Regions from separate parts of the Homo sapiens genome. Here regions 1 and 3 are each linked to region 2. A link is a loop called in an ENCODE intact Hi-C map of the cell type or tissue named here. Cell type or tissue: mammary epithelial cell. All regions are shown on one strand. Each heading gives the region's core, and the rest is flanking DNA. Links, peaks and the distances in the headings are about the cores only. Region 1 overlaps AAGAB (alpha and gamma adaptin binding protein). Region 2 overlaps IQCH (IQ motif containing H). Region 3 overlaps SMAD3-DT (SMAD3 divergent transcript).

Region 1 (6,384 bases), core at 1-5,000, 64 kb after region 2:
CAGTATGTTGCTTTAAGTCAATCCAGTTACTCTTCCCTCAGCAAGTCTATGCTACTCCAGTGACTCTTACCTCAGCAAGTCCATACTACTCCAGTGATCGACCTGTCATATAAACTGCAACAAATACTGCATAAACTTGCACCAGAAGACTGGGGTATGATTACACAGGGAATCTCAGATATGAGTTTCCTGACATTTGTCTGTAAAGTCAACTCTAATGTTGCACAGTTTTAACCTTTAAATACTACCATGCTACAAAGTCCCTTTCCACTGGAGCAGTATAATCTACTTTCAGTATTTAGGGACTAACCTTTTCACAACTACTGCAAAATATTTGACAGAGCAGCACCCACCTTGTATGACATTCTCATGAAGTTGTGGGTAAGAAATTGTAATTGCTTGCAACAGTATGAATCCGATATGATTTTTTTTTTTTTTTTTTTTTTTTTTTTTTTTTTTTTGAGACGGAGTCTCGCTCTGTCGCCCAGGCCGGACTGCGGACTGCAGTGGCGCAATCTCGGCTCACTGCAAGCTCCACTTCCCGGGTTCACGCCATTCTCCTGCCTCAGCCTCCCGAGTAGCTGGGACTACAGGCGCCCGCCACCGCGCCCGGCTAATTTTTTGTATTTTTAGTAGAGACGGGGTTTCACCTTGTTAGCCAGGATGGTCTCGATCTCCTGACCTCATGATCCACCCGCCTCGGCCTCCCAAAGTGCTGGGATTACAGGCGTGAGCCACCGCGCCCGGCCCCGATATGATTTTTAAAAGTCTGTCTTTTCGCTTGCTGGTTAATGAAAACTCTAGGTTTTGAATTTTTCCTAAGTCATATTTTGCTCAGTTCTTTTCTTTCATAATAGCTACTTTTCCTTTCAGCTGACGTCAGACTCTGCTGCCTCCTATAATTTTCCTAATTGCCTTCTCTTCTGTCTCAGCATATGCCTTAGCAGTGGAAAAGAAAAATTTCAACTTTATTTTAGGGGGTGGTCTGGGGTGGAAGGGCAAGGCTAGAGCAGCTTAAAGGAGATGGTTATTTCCTGATTGTAATGTATCTTACTAACTCCTCAGTGCATCTGTAACCTACCTCTAGTCAGGAGTGCTGTCACAAATGTGAAAAAAAGTGAGATGGGAAGAAGGAAATGAATATTTACTGTGCCCAGTGCCTGCACTTTCTTAGACATAGTTTCATTGAATTCATTTAAGCCTTTTGAGGAGTGTTCTCATCCCCATTTGCAGGTAAGGAAATGAGACACCGAGAGGTTAATCTGCCCAAGGCTTTGCAGAGAGCCAGCATGCAAATGCAGGCCTGTCCGACCCCAGGTCTGTGCTGTCTATTTTCCATGCTCTTCTCCCTTCTCGTTAGTACTGGCTTCACAAAGGGAAGAAAGAAGAATGTTGGGTCTCCAGAAGAGTGGATCCCATGAAAGACACTCATATCTGGGGTGAGAGGTTATGATGCTTGGCTGTCAAGGCAGTTTCAGTTTATGAGAAAGAATAAAACCAACTTTGCATTCTGAGAAGAGTGCTGGTTTCCGGAAGGATCATCTTGATTTGAGGTGGCAGCTGTCACTTCCCTCAGGGCATAGAAAATATGATTTAACCACTGGACAACTTTGCTTCACAAAGAATGTCATGATTGGTTAAGTGCACTACTACTGATATTAAAAGTGTACTTAATTACCCTACTACTGAAGGAGACACAAAAAATCCATAACAGTATCAACATGCCTAGTTTAGAATGCATTTGTCTTTTTTGGCTGAGGTGGATAGGTGAGGACATAAGGTAAGGGTTGTGTGTGTGCATGTTTATATATAGATAAAATGTGTGTGTGTGTGTGTGTGTGTGTGTGTGTAGGAGAACAGATATTTGTGGTGTTTGGGGAATTCACCTTGAACTTCATGTTGCCTTCTAATTCATGCTAAAGAGAGTATCACCTGTTATTGATTCTGAACCATAGAAAGCCAGCTGCCTCTTTTCTTTCATTTGATTGGTTACCACATTTGTACTTTCTCTGAGGGAAGGATCATTATTAGGATATGCAGGGAACAGTAGAAAGCTGATTAAAAAGAGGAAGATGTTGGATTACTGAACTGAAATGTTGCCTTGGCACATGGCTTCCTTCAAAGCTCTTGAATCTTATTTCCTGTAACTTACCATATGAGATTATAGGGAAAAGAAGTTGACCAAGGATGTGAGAAAGTAAATGGGAGTTACTGGAGAATTGATGGCTTTGTAAAAAGTTTCTCAAATCGGGATAGAGGTTTATACTTGCACTTAATACTGAAGGAAAGGTTTATGTTTGCTACTAGAACTGGGTTGGCATCTAACTTCCTTTGTAAAAGCACTACAAATTAACTATTGTAAGCTGTGAAATGGAGTTTGTAGTAACAGACCTGGCAAGTAAACACCTAGTGTTTGTCTCTTAAAAAATGATGTATTACAGCTCCACCAGGTGGCTGCCAACAGTGTGAATGAGACAGGCTGGCATCGACCAGGAGGAGGGGAAAGCTGCTCTTGATTTTCTTTGTGCATATCGGAGTCTACAACATAATAATTTAGTGAAGGACAAAGAAGGGAGCCCACTGCAGGTTTTTCTAGGAAGTCTGGCAAAAAACAAAAAAACAACAACAAAAAAACCTCAAGATCACTGTGACTCATCTTTGACATATAAATACCTGAATGTCATAGACAGTTTTCTGATGGGTTAATTGTGCTGCAGATCCGTATATAATTGTGCCCCTATTCTGGCTATTATTTTTGGTGTTCCTAAAAGGGCAGAGGATCCTTTAGGTCTATAGACTAGTTTTGGCTTGTGATTATTAGAGACTCAAGTGTGATCCAGCTCAGGTGCTAAGTATTGTAACATCACGGTGTAGTAGGAAAGAATGTTGGCGAATTGAATCCAGTTTTAGGCTCTGCTCCTATTAGGCAAGTGGCTTCTTTTTTCCTGGGCCTCAGTTTCCTCATCTGTAAAATGAGTGAATTATATTAGCTGCTCTCCAGAAACCTTTAGCCATGTGCACAGTTTGAATAATTTCATTTTAATTTGGAAAAGAATAAACTTGTTAAGCATTTGAAAATCAAATAGAAAACATGAGGGAAGAAAGCTATATTTAGTGTAGACATTTACATTTTTTAAATTAAACTCTACATTATGATATTGGTAATAAGAATTAGAATGAGACAGTCTTTACTATTCTCTCCCTAGCTCTAATATGGCACAGATGTGATAATAAAGTCCATATGCAGCCTTGAAGAAAGTGTTTGATTAGACATAAAATGTTAAAAAAAAATCTGATAAGTAAATTGAGCTATCAACTTGTTTTAGGCAGCACAGAGAATAAAACAAAAACCAAAGCCCACTAGCTACTGAAACACTGAAATGTGAAATTCATTTTCCCAACTTATTGGTTCCATTCCTGTCTAGGTTTGGAGAAAAGAGAAAGAAACAGCTTCTTTCTCCATGTTAAGTAAATGTCTTAATCATTTGAAAATGAAAGTATAAAATTGAAATTGTAAGCACTCTGAGTAACAAACATTGTTTTGTTCTTTTGTGTTCTAAACATTAATAAAATTAGCCATCATTAATGGATCTAAATATTTTAAATTGCAGTTAGTAATTTTAAATTGCAGTTAGTAATGCCATTTTAAGTGATTTTATATTTCTCATGTCGAGGAGCAAAGAAAGCATAACCCCAATTTTTTGATATCAGTTTTTAACAATACAACCAATTTAGGAAATATCAAGAACTGATTATAGCAATGACAGGAATATTAGTCCCCCTGCCTTTGTACTTTGCCCCTTAGCAACAAGTGAATTCATTACTGTATTTTCTTATTTGTGCTTCTCTCCTTTAAAAAATACTCAGTTTGCTATTTTTAAAAATTACCCAAGAATGGGTGGGCATGGTGGCTCATGCCTGTAATCCCAGCACTTTGGAAGGCCGAGGCGGGCGGATCACGAGGTCAGGAGATCGAGACCATCCTGGCTAACATGGTGAAACCCTGTCTGTACTAAAAATACAGAACATTAGCTGGGCATGGTGGCGGGTGCCTGTAGTCCCAGCTACTGGGGAGGCTGAGGCAGGAGAATGGTGTGAACCCGGGAGGTGGAGGTTGCAGTCAGCCGAGATCACGCCACTGCACTCCAGCCTGCGCAACAGAGCGAGACTCCGTCTCAAAAAAAAAAAAAAATTAAGACTGATTTTATGTGGTGGCTCCTTTCACCATTAAAAAGTTAGTTTATACATTTTTTTGCTTTGCTCCTTGTTTTAGTTTCTTTCTTTTATATGTGTATTTATCAGCATATTGTGGTATGTGTGTTAGCTGTGCCAGTATTCAGCTCTTAGAAACACAGCCACGTGTTACTATGCCACCTTCTTGAAGTTTGGAGTGTAACAGTGTAGACTTTGATCTAGTTTTTGTTTTTCTGTGAGACATTTACATGAAAACAACATCTTTGATTTTAATAACTTACCTGTTTCTCCTGTTTATTTCCCCTGAAATTGTCTTAATGCTCCATAAGGGACATAGCAGCTGGTTGCGATGGAATTGACTGACACTAAGTAAAAGATTATGACTTCGGGTAGAAATTAAGTAGAAAGAACTGCTGATTTCTTAAAGAGATGGGATGCACTCAGATTGTCAAATATTGACATAGACCTTCTGTTAATTTAAGAGTAACAATTCTGGTTTTGGTGAAAAAATTTTAAAAGTTAATTTCATGATATGCTTTATATCAAAAATAAAACCTTAAATTTATTTTAAATTTAATTTTTTTGCTAAAAAAAGGGCCGACCTTTTATTCTTCAGAAGATTCGTTCCTCTTAACTGCATGATGAAACTTTACTAATAAAAAGAATTCATGCATGTATATATTCATACACACACACTTTATACATAATGCCTAGCAGTCTTTTGGACTAAATAATTTCCCCATAACTTTATGTTGAGCAAAAATGATGGCAACTTTTCAAATATATAATGTTAGCTCTGGGAGTTAAAATTTAATTTCTAGTTTTCAGTGTCTTGCTAATTATGAGTTTGAGGCACATTTCATTAATACGTGTTCATCTTAGTATGCATTGACGAGGAGTTTGTGACTGTTTTTCATTATATTCTTCTGATAAGTCAATTAATGGCATGTCATTTTACTTCTATAAGCTGATTTTCCACATTTGTATAAAGTGGAGGTTATGGGTATGGGTGTGAGAGACGGGAGTTTAGGTTGGAACAACTTCTAACTTCTCTTCCAGTTGTAAATACTGTATAACATAATGGAAGCAAAATGCTTCCATGGCTCCATAACCATGTCTATATTCATTTGTTCACCATTGACTTGTCTCTTACTGTGGGGATTTCCTGTTATATACATGCTGCACATAGATTTCCAAAAGATTCAGTTATAATCTAAAACATTTATAGTAATTTGCTTGGCTATTACACATTTAAAATTTATCGGAAGTGTCTTGATCAAACAAGAATTTAGGTTGGCTTTCAAAGAATGTGAACAAGGCTGAATATAAATAGGATTGGGGTCATTTATCAGTATCCATTCTTTTATTTCATTAGCTGAATTAATGTCTAAGCATTCAGTCCAAGAAATATATGTAGCTCTTCTATTTTATTAATGGTTTAGCCTTAATCCTATCTTCCTTTTAGTTTGCAATAAGTACAAAATAGTTACAAATTCTAGAAGATTGTTATTGTCTACCTCCTATGAAGTACTTAAGCAATACAATAAATAGAGCTGTCATTCTTTGTCTTCTACTTGCTCTTTTCTGGATATTTGGTTATATGACTGTTTTTTCCTTTACTACTGTCTAATCTAGTTCACAATGATTTTTGTGTTCTTAAAGAGAAAATGTCAATGACTTAAATTATATCACCATAACTTTTATAATCAGATGATCAGAGAATATAGGATTAAAGCTAATAAATGCAGGGTCCTTTGAAATCCTCACATAAAAGGAAACAGCAAAAGTACCAGCTTTATCTGGTATCTGACTGAGAAAATCAACCAATGTATATTGGTTTTGCACTTTACATGGTAATGTTGTCATTTATTTTTAGATATCCTTGGAACAGAAGATCTTATTGTGGAAGTGACTTCCAATGATGCTGTGAGATTTTATCCCTGGACCATTGATAATAAATACTATTCAGCAGACATCAATCTATGTGTGGTGCCAAACAAATTTCTTGTTACTGCAGAGATTGCAGAATCTGTCCAAGCATTTGTGGTTTACTTTGACAGCACACAAGTAAGACTTTGTTTTCTATGAAGGCTTGAATAAGAAATTATTGCATGCCTTCTTTTTTTCCCATTACATTTTGTCTGACTATCTCTTTTCTGTTTTTGTTTGTTTATATTTTTTGTTCCCTCT
Region 2 (5,000 bases), core at 1-5,000:
TAGATTTCTTAATGTGTTGTATTATAAAGTCTAACTGGAACTGGATGTCAGTGAGGGAACATGAACAGTACCAGGGATTTCTTCTTGTTTCCACATACCTTTGAGGACCTACTAGAAAAAATGTTAGAAGGTTGTTTGTTACTATTTGGCAGATTGAAGATATTGAAAAAATCACCAGTGAGTCTCACTTTTAATATGTTTTTGGTAAATTGATTTTACATAACAGAGTCACAGGATATAAAATTCTGAAGATAGTTTTGCAATATGAGTATGTGTGTGTGGCAGGGGGTATATGTGTTTTCAATGCACTAAAATCCTGGCATCAGCCTCTTATTATCAGGAGGAATACACCACTTCATAAGATGGAGAAGATACCAGCTTCTAGGAACAAATAATGGAAATTGGCTACATATTCACATTTGCTCTGTCAAAAATGTCTAAGGTTATTTACAAGCTTTTGACAAGCTGATCAAGTTTCATAAGAAGTAACGAAACACATGGCCCTCGGCAGCCAAATAATAATCCCGTTTGAGTGTTTAGTTCTAAAATGATTAGCTTTGATGATGCCTTTCTAATTAACTATACATCCCAATGCTAGACACATTACTCTAGTTTGGGTAAGTGCTTTTGAAATGATTTTTATAAGTGGTAAATCACAACTGCATTTATCCCCAAATGCTTTATATGACTGTTTAAAACCAAATACCTGAACACACTTCTCTCACAGTACTTTTTGCACAATGCTTCTGTTTTATAAATCCAAAATGAAAATACTGTTTTTCAGTTAGTATTACCATACAACTATATCAACATAAAATGATAGGGTCAACTAACTATTTGATCAAAAGGCCAACAGTTTGAAAAAAATATACACAATGTATATCCAATTTTAAATTGCTCTGGTGTAGATTTTTATGGCATCAAGTTTGATGGAAAAAGGAGATTTAATACAGTAAATGAATATCTATTAGCTATATGTCATAAAAGGGAAGTGCTTTCCCAAATTCTCTTTGCTCAAAGTATGTAGATACAACATCCAAGGCACTCATTCTATTTGGAAATTGGAAAAATACACAATTAATGACTAAGAATCTGCCCCAAGTTTTGGATATAATTTTGAAATCTCTATTTGCTTAAGTCTGAATCTTCATTCAGATTCATAAAGCAAAGCATAATCCTTTTTAAATCTAGAGGTATGCCTTTTAAAACTCCAGTACTCATCAGAAAAAGTTCACATGAAACACAGCAGTTGCCTCGGGCTACAAAGCCTCAGTACTCCTCCAGCTAAGCCAATATTAATTCTAGATGGAAGAGGAAAACCAACAACAAAAGAGAAATCTGCTTCTGTCTGTGTTGCCAGAGAAATAATATTTGTATTTCAGGGGCTTTGGGCTCATGGGAAGCAGATAAAAACCCTTTCACATTATTCACAGTGACATTTTAAATAAAGTTTCAGCAGGAATAAAAATATCTAACTTTCTGGTTATTTCTTAGGCTATAGAAGTATTTGTAAGATAAAGTGCTCTTAAACCAAACCTGTTAGAATAACATAAAGCACATATAAAGAAACTGAAAATATATTTCAGGGTTACACGAATGAAGTAGGCAGTTGAAAATGTCTGTGTAGGAAATTTGGAAGATTAACCTAAGAGACTATTATGCTAGTTAGAAATGGCTTTGCAATTTAATCCTAACATTAATCTTGTTTTTAGTTTTGATTTCACCAAGGCATACATTTAAGAGCTTTTGAAAGAAGCCAAAGGTTAAAAATGTATTTAAAAAAATAGAGATGTTACCTCAGTAATTGTTTTCAGTGTTAGAAATGATCTCAAATTAAATAATTTCCCAGCTAAAATGAAGCACTACTCTTAATTCTCCTAAGAAAACTCCACAACATAGAGTACAATCCTTGCTTTAGGACAAGGTAGCATCTAGTCAATGGCAAAAATGGCATTGACTCTGAGATCTCTTACTGCAGATCTACATTTGACTATTTTTCCCTCTCACTATTTTGCTGACATAAAGGCTTAGTCCCTGCTTGCCTCAGATTTAGAATAATATTCTCAAATATTTGCATATTATGACAGTATACACAATGGAAGAGGATTCTGTGCTGTTGTTTTATTTGGATTTTTCTAGTGGTAAGCCTACTATCAAAGAAATACAATATTTAAAATTTCTCTATTAATTCTTTTTGCTGGTAAATTATTTCCTCGTTAAAATTATGGTACTAGATTATTTAGGAATATCAAATAAAATAGAGAAATCTGAATGAGCTACAAATAAGTCTTCAAAAACAGGCTTACATTTTCTTAATCATTGCTAATTATAAACAGAATGAGAGCCATTTCATCTCCAAAAAATTCCAAAGACAAAAGGATCACAATCTTTACTTAACATCTACATTACATCTTACACTACTAATAAATGACTTTTATTTCTTAAAAAAATAAGAGCTCATTAAAACAACTCATTACTTACACATGCTTTTCTCTGATTAATATATGGCAAACTGATTCCATAGTTCGCATTTACAGCAGCTCTGTGGTGGATGTTTTCAGGATCCTGCAAGATTTTTACATTCAACCCTATCTTTCGCTGAAACAAAGAAACAATGAAACTTTCATGCTGGATGAACAAAAATGCTTACTAACATTTTATATCCTCAAAGGAGTTTAAAGTTCTTTGGAAATAATTATTTTAATGAAATTCTCACTGGAAAAAAATATATTTGGATCTTTTATTTAGGCTGCTAATCAGTCCCTTTTATTCACAGAAAAGGAACTTTGTGTAGATTTTCCTCCGTGTATCCCATTGCTCCCACAAATACATCCTCAGACACATTTTCTTAAAAATAATGCTGGAAGCCAACCAAGGTGGGCAAAGGACTAGATAGAATACCTGGTCTTAATTTCTTTTTAGCTTTCCAGGTCAAGGATTTTGTCAATGAAATCTATACTACAAATACACAGGTAGAGGGCTCCCTTGGTCTGTTAATGTGGCCACTTTCCTCTAGGGACATTTACAGGTAAATCTCAGTTTGGGCCTGGTAAATTTACCACAACAAATTTATCTACTCCTTCACAGAGATTCTCTTATCTGTAAGAATAATTTATGCTTTCATTAGAAAAAAATAAAAGCCTCTTGTCTGAACCACTTATTCCTCATTTTAAATAATTCAAATTAGTTATTGTTGACATGCTTGATAAACCATGAGAGTGGGCCACATAGTGGTGGTGGCAAGGGGCACTAGATAGTTGTCAGGACACCTAGGTGCCAGCTCTCCTCTCGACTGCTGTGTGTGACCTTGGGTAAGTCACTTCACCTCTATGGAAGTCAGTTTCTCTATTCACAAAATGCATGTTAGACTTAATGGTCTCTTGAGGAACCATGCCCAAGCTTTGGGATTCTATGATTTGAGGCTAAAAAATAATTTGGCACGTAGGGAATATGGTATTACTAATAATTTCTAGTCTTTTGTGATTTTAAAAATTGTAATATAATGCATATACCATAAAATTCACCCCTTTAAAGTGTACAATTCAGTGGTTTTCAGTATATTCACAACCATCACCACTATCTAATTCCAGAACATGTGCATCCCCCGAAAATGAGACCTCATACCCATTAGCAATTGCTCCCCATTCCCTCTTCCCACTAGTTCCAGGCAACCAGTAATCTACTTTCTGTCTCTCCTGATGTATCTATTCTGGACATTTCATAAAAATGGAGTCAAAATATGTAGGCTTCGCAACTTTTTAAAAAGGAGGTTAGAAGTATTGTGAGCAACCTAACTGTTTTCCTTTCAATTAAGTGTCTTAGTTTTGAGGGTGATCTGATGCAGTTGTTAAAATGTTGTAGGAATTGGACAGATTTGTTCATGATCCATCTATTTCTTTGACATAAGCATTTATAAAGGGTCTGTGCCTAAGGTCAAAGTGAAGAAGGCTACAAAAATATCTACAGAATGTATGCTAGATAAGCATAGATACGTTTAGGTAAGGTCTTTAACAGATATCCCAAATCTTCCTTTTACTTTTTAATAGCATGGTTTTTTGTTGTTGTTGTTGTTGTTGTTTTGAGACGGAGTCTCGCTCTGTCACCCAGGCTGGAGTGCAGTGACACAATCTCGGTTCACTGAAACCTCCGCCTCCCAGGTTCAAGTGATTCTCCTGCCTCAGCCTCCTGAGTAGCTGGGATTACAGGTGTGCACTACCACACCCGGCTAATTTTTGTATTTTTAGTAGAGACAGGGTTTCACCATGTTGGTCAGGCTGGTCTCGAACTCCTGACCTCGTGATCCACCTGCCTTAGCCTCCCAAAGTGCTGGGATTACAGGCATGAGCCACTGTAGTCGACCAATAGCATTTCTTAAACCAAATCTCCAAATAACTGCCCTCAACTGTCCACTTTATTTAATCTGGGCAAGGATACAGGATGCAAACAAGGCATGTCTATTTCCTTCTCCTTGAGGTACACGTGGTCACAAAAGTAATGTCGTACCTAATTATAAATGGCTTTTCTTCTGTGGGTAACACTCACAGCACTACTCCAGGGTTTTTGCATGGAAGCAGATTGCCTCTTCTATTGAAATTAATACCTGAACATAATTTTTTCCTTCTTAAACTTTCAGAATAATTTCTATTCTACCAAGGATTGGGAAATTGCTAATATGTATTGTATTGACTGGATGTGGGTTTCTGTAATTAGGGTGTTTTTAAAATGTGTGTATTCTGGATACAGAATTGATGGTAATAGCTTCATCTATCACGTCTAAGCTTTGTTAGAACATTTTAATTATGGGATTATTGGCTCATAGCAGTTTTCTTAGTTTTATCATGCTCCATCAAGTTTGTGTGGTTATAGGTCTGGTGTAGGGAGGAAATGGCCAAATACAGAATCACTGTTAAAACTGGCCTTAAAATCCTGTAGTGTTCTGCCTATTGTTAAATTCTGTAGCACTACACATAGTTATTTCTGAAAAGAAATCAGTATGTAAA
Region 3 (5,000 bases), core at 1-5,000, 260 kb after region 2:
GCTGTTTACACTCCTAGTTTTGGCTTCCTCATCTGTAAGATGAAGGGAGCCGACTGGCATTGCAAGCTGCAAATACATGACTCAGTGCCCTCCTTTCATTACCCACTGCAGACACTGCTACTTAGTTCTTCTCTGGGTTCTTCTCTGCCTTGGAATTCTTCTTTCCACCCTGCCATGGAGCTGTCATTCTTCTAGCTGAAAGCTTTTTGCCTTTGAGACTCTCCTAGCTCTGACCTAATTCCCATAACTAGATGCAAATGACCATGAGAGAGTAACACCTCAAGTTCTTGCCAGCTTTAATCAACTGCTAAACTCTCAGGGCCTTATTCTGCCAAGGCCACCCAGGAGGCCTAGGAGATAAGAGCAGGAGAGGAGGTGATAGAAGAAAAGGAAGTCTAGTGCCTACCAGGGCATCAGGGCACACATTGGGCCTATTGCCTGAGCATCCATTGTGGGCACACACTTCAGGGTGCTTTGTAGAAGAAATGCCACAAGAGAAGAGCCTGGCCTGCTGCCCTTGAGTAGCATGCAGTTAGTTTAATACAAGAGCCAGAAAATATCATTTCTGTTCCCAATGACGTGAGTAGCCAGAGTGGGAACTTGTATATCTAATTAATGGCTCTGTTGTCAAGTGTCCAGGACAGTGCCTGGCACAAAGTAGTCTCTCAGTAAATATTTGAATGAATGAATGAAAAACAAATGTACACACACACTGACAAAGGAACACTCTCCACCCTTGACGCTTCACTGGGTACCGTAGAGTTGAACTCCCAGCCAGCATGGAACTCACATTTTCATGGTGCTTTCCTTCCTCCCCTCAGATTTTTCCAAATGAGGCCATGTTACCTTAATTTAATGTCTAAAATACACACAATTATGCACTCCCCCTCAAACTCAAACCCCACTTTCTGTGGTTTTTGTGGTTTGTTACACATTCATTAAGTGTATTTTTACCGTTGTTGTTATTTTTTTAAGCAGATCTAAGCCCGTTTTAGGTAGAAATGCATTCCTCTTCTTGGGGCTGCAACAGGAAATTCTAAAAACCCTTTGTGGAGGTGCATCTTCCGTGAAGTTAAAGGTTCCAGGCCCAGCCTTCCAGCCACGTGGTTCAGGGTTAGTAGCTGATACTTCTGTGGAAACCTTGTCCATAAAGGGTCAGTTAGCACCAGGGGAGGGGCCTGGCAAGAGGTGAAACTCCAAGCACATCTATTAATTATGAGAGAGAACAACATGTTTTTATTTTGCTGTTCATTTAAACTGGAACTGAGAAAGGTTGCTGGGTCCCCACACATTATCTTCCTCCTCCCTCCTCCCCCCTCCCCCCGCTCCCCTTCCCCTCTGTGTACCTGCATGGGCTTGTGTTTGTGTGTGCACGGGTGCACATGGGTGTGTGTGTGTGTGTTTGCTGGCTCAGACTCTGTGCCCATACTTTGACACATTATTGCTTGGATTTATTCCTCTTCTGGGAAACAGGCACACGTCATTCAATTTAGAAGACGTGGGCTGACATCTACCACGTACAAGACCCCCTTGGCAATCTGGGTGACTCAGGAAGCAGAGCAAGTAGGTGCTTAGACCAATGGCAAAACCCCTCCCTTCCTTGCCCCACTCCTAGGCCAAGGAAAAAAGTTCAGCTTTATTGCATTCATCCAGGATTTTGCAATCAAAATCTCTAGAAGGAAGCTATTTTGAGCTCAGCCCACATGGATGGGTGGCATTTTTTTCAGATTTAGAATTGTTTTTCTTTGAATTTCATATGAGGGAGGACTGATCTTTCAGGATATCTAAGGGTCTTAACCCAGCCCTGTCTTAGTGACAGTCCCTGTGGGAACACGAAGATGAATCACACAAGGTCTCCAGGACAAGACCCACGCAGCACAGTAACCACAGCCTCTCCAAGCTCGAGTCCCTTGGTCTGAAGCTGGTAAAGAGGAGCAAGGAATCCCTGTGACCACAGGGGCCAGGCAGCACAGTTCCAGAGCCCTGGGGCAGAAGCCATGTGCAGGGCTGTCATTCCTTGGGACCAATATGAGTCATATCCAGAGAGCTGGGCATCCTAGAAACATTTTCTGGAAGCAAAATCTGCTGATCTAGGGGTCAGGGGGCTAAGGCTCTTTTTCTAGCTCTGTCAAGAATTCCTTTGAGATCCTGTGTCCAAGAGCCCTTTGCAAACACAAAACCCACATTCCATGGTTTATGACTGACATCCCGTGGGTACCTCCAGCACATCATAGAACTTCTCTGAGAGGCCCTCACCTAAATGATGAGGTAATAAACATGCCTGAGAGAGTGGGTGTGTAAGCCTTTGGGAAGGTATGTGATGGTGGGCCAAGATAAACAGCTTTTAGCATCATCTCTCTTTCCCATCACACACACAAACAACTGCCCCTCAACCGTAATGAAAGCAGCCGGTCCCTGCCAGGCACTGAGCTAAGTTACACGTCTTCATTTATATAGCAGCTCCTTAAGCCCCTCCCCTGATCTCAAGGCCTTCTGGTGAAAGATCCAAGTCCAAAAGTTGAAGGAATCTAATTACATGTGGGGAGAAGGACCAGGTATGGATTCCAGCACTCATTTTGCAAAATGCTTAGAGGATAAAGCAGAGATCTCCTGCTCTGCGGGTGTGTCTCTGTCTTTCCTCAAGATGGCCTGTGGGAAGAGAGGCTGGCCTTGGAAGCGAGAGCCCACCCCTTGGAGCTCCCTCATGTCCTTCCCTAGGCACAGGTGGGTTCTGTCTTCCCTCCAGTGGGGTCCACAGAGCATGTGACCAGGGGCAGAAGTTTTCCCTGGGCTTGAGATGGGGTGTGGGTTTGAGTTTTGCTGCCCTGGGCCTAGAACTCCATTTCCCCATTTGTTTTTTGACCAGGTTGAGACATAGTTCCAGTGTGAACTGATTTCCCCATCTCTGGGCTATGCTATCGCAAATAACTCACACATGAGTAATGTGCCCATGTTTGTGTAGAGTTTATTTAGATAAGAAAAACAACTCGAGGCCTCATGGGAGGGGCTGCTCAGCACCACTGAGCCAGGCGTTTCCTGGGCCTGCCCAGGAGAGCCAGGCCTTCAGGCTGCTGGAGGGTGGCTGAAAAGCCCACATGCTCAGACATCTCCAGGGCCTGCCCATGGGAAGAAAAGTGAGGGATGGAACAGAGGATGGGGAACAGAGGACAGGGAAGCTGGAAGCTGGGTATTGAGTGTAGCTCTGTAGCCATAGTTGTGTGCCCTTGGGTAAGACACTTCAACCCTCTGAGCACTAGTTTCCCCTCTTTGCAAAGGGACAGGTTGGGGGAAAATAATAACAACATCCAGCCACCAAAGGATTGTGGAGATTAAAAGAAATGACCTAAGGGAGAGACTTTGTAAACTGCAGAGGCCAACACACAAGTTAGTTATTAATTAACGGCTGGATTAAGGCCGTGTTTTCAGGCCACACTCAACAGTGGAGTTGGCACAATGCCGGGATTCAAAGGCCTGGGTCCAAGTTCCAATCTGCCAGCACCCAGTCACAAGACCTCAAGCCTCCTCATCTCCCCGAGACCTAGGATCACCTCTGTGAAGTGAGGATAGTGATTCTTCCACCACATAATCCTTGAGGCTCTGTGTTGGCAGTTTTGAAGCAAAGGATAGCTATGAACCTGTTTTGTGAACTGTACAATGTACAAATATGAGATGATGCTGCCAAGTTATTCAAAGGGTCATTCATCAGTGAATCAACGTATCAACAAGCCTATTAGCTGGACAGTTGAGGATACACCAATAAGCCGTCTAGCTGGGGATGAGAAGAGGGAGGGCTGCACGTGAAGGGTTAATTCACAATGTAGAGTGATAGTGGTGAGCAGACTTTTAGGCTGAAGGCTGAAGGGCTCATCCTTTTTAAATTTTGAAACAAGGTCCTGCATTGTCACCCAGTCACCCAGGCTGAGTACAGTGGCACAATCATGGCTCATTGTAGTCTCCACCTCCCAGGCTCAAGCAATCCTCCCATCTCAGCCTCCCAAGTAACTGGGACTACAGGTGCGCACCACCATGCCCAGCTAATTTTTTGTATTTTTTGTAGAGGTGGGGTTTCGTCATGTTGACCAAGCTGGTCTTGAACTCCTGAGCTCAAGCAATCTGCCTGCCTCGGCCTCCCAAAGTGCTGGGATTACAGGTATGAGCCACCAAACCTAGACTCCTTTTTTTTTTTTTTTTTAACCTATAACCCTTTGGGAACAATGTCTTAACACAGTCACTTGTTTAAAAGAAATCTATTTTTTTTAAAGCAGAACTGATTTTTCAAACAAAGAGTTAAACAGAACCCCAGGTTATAAAGCATGAAAGCAAATCTGCTCTGGATGAAACAGGGGTCTGGGCCCAGAGCCAGGACTATGTAGCACCCCCACTCCACCCACTCACTGGTCTATCTCACCAGTCCTACTCCTCAACAGCCCCAGAGGCACCCCCTCCAAGTGCAGAGTTTCTACAGCTTCCAAATCACAGCCTCCTGGTCTGTGAAGCATGTATCCCAGAGACACTCTCACACCAGGAGGCACGTGCATGCATGTTCATAGAAGCATTACTTATGGTGATGATCATTGGAAACAACCTAAATGTCCATCAGCAAGAAAAAGGGTAAATACATCATGATCTATGTACACAGTGTAATTAACTTTGCTACAGTGAAAGTGAATGAATGTGAGCTACATGTATCAACAAAGATTAAGCTCTCAAATACACTACTGAGTGCAAAGAATAAGTTGCAGAATATGTGCTACATTGTATCGAATCTAAAACTAAAAAAATTATATATACTTAGTGATACATATACACATAGTTAGAGTATGAAGATGTGCATGGGAAATAAAGCTTCTAGAAGAAAACATAGGAGAATATCTTTATGACTTTGGGATAGGCAAAGATTTCTTAAATAGGGCACAAAGCATTAACCATAAAGAACTGATACATTCGATTTTCATTAAAATTAAGAACTGTGGCCGGGTGCAGTGGCTCACGCCTGTAAT

The links. Peaks named below come from ENCODE experiments on the same cell type or tissue, not always from the same donor. Only the 100,000 strongest peaks of a DNase experiment are listed, where the experiment ranks them.
Region 1: a loop joins it to region 2, with 7 times the contacts of the local background. A loop is called at or near these places in 18 of 110 quality-filtered maps.
Region 3: it touches region 2 in a loop (14-fold over the local background); 7 of 110 quality-filtered maps call a loop at or near these places.

Annotation. Positions count from the first base shown.
Region 1 is chr15:67,236,507-67,242,890 of GRCh38, reverse strand. It overlaps AAGAB (alpha and gamma adaptin binding protein), which reads left to right. Exons shown (of 10, transcript NM_024666.5): 2 at 6,071-6,261. Among named protein-coding and RNA genes, the nearest start is that of AAGAB, 15 kb to the left of the region's middle. RefSeq lists an enhancer at 1,922-2,011. In mammary epithelial cell, for the core only: a CTCF peak has its summit at 2,459; no DNase peak of the experiment used is centred there; H3K27ac peaks cover 423 bases.
Region 2 is chr15:67,301,937-67,306,936 of GRCh38, reverse strand. The region is part of intron 4 of IQCH (IQ motif containing H); the gene reads right to left. Among named protein-coding and RNA genes, the nearest start is that of IQCH, 50 kb to the right of the region's middle. In mammary epithelial cell, for the core only: a CTCF peak has its summit at 2,989; no DNase peak of the experiment used is centred there.
Region 3 is chr15:67,046,883-67,051,882 of GRCh38, reverse strand. All of the region lies in intron 2 of SMAD3-DT (SMAD3 divergent transcript), which reads left to right. Among named protein-coding and RNA genes, the nearest start is that of SMAD3-DT, 15 kb to the left of the region's middle. In mammary epithelial cell, for the core only: no CTCF peak of the experiment used is centred there; DNase peaks (open chromatin) are centred at 1,522, 2,232 and 2,982; H3K27ac peaks cover 2,610 bases.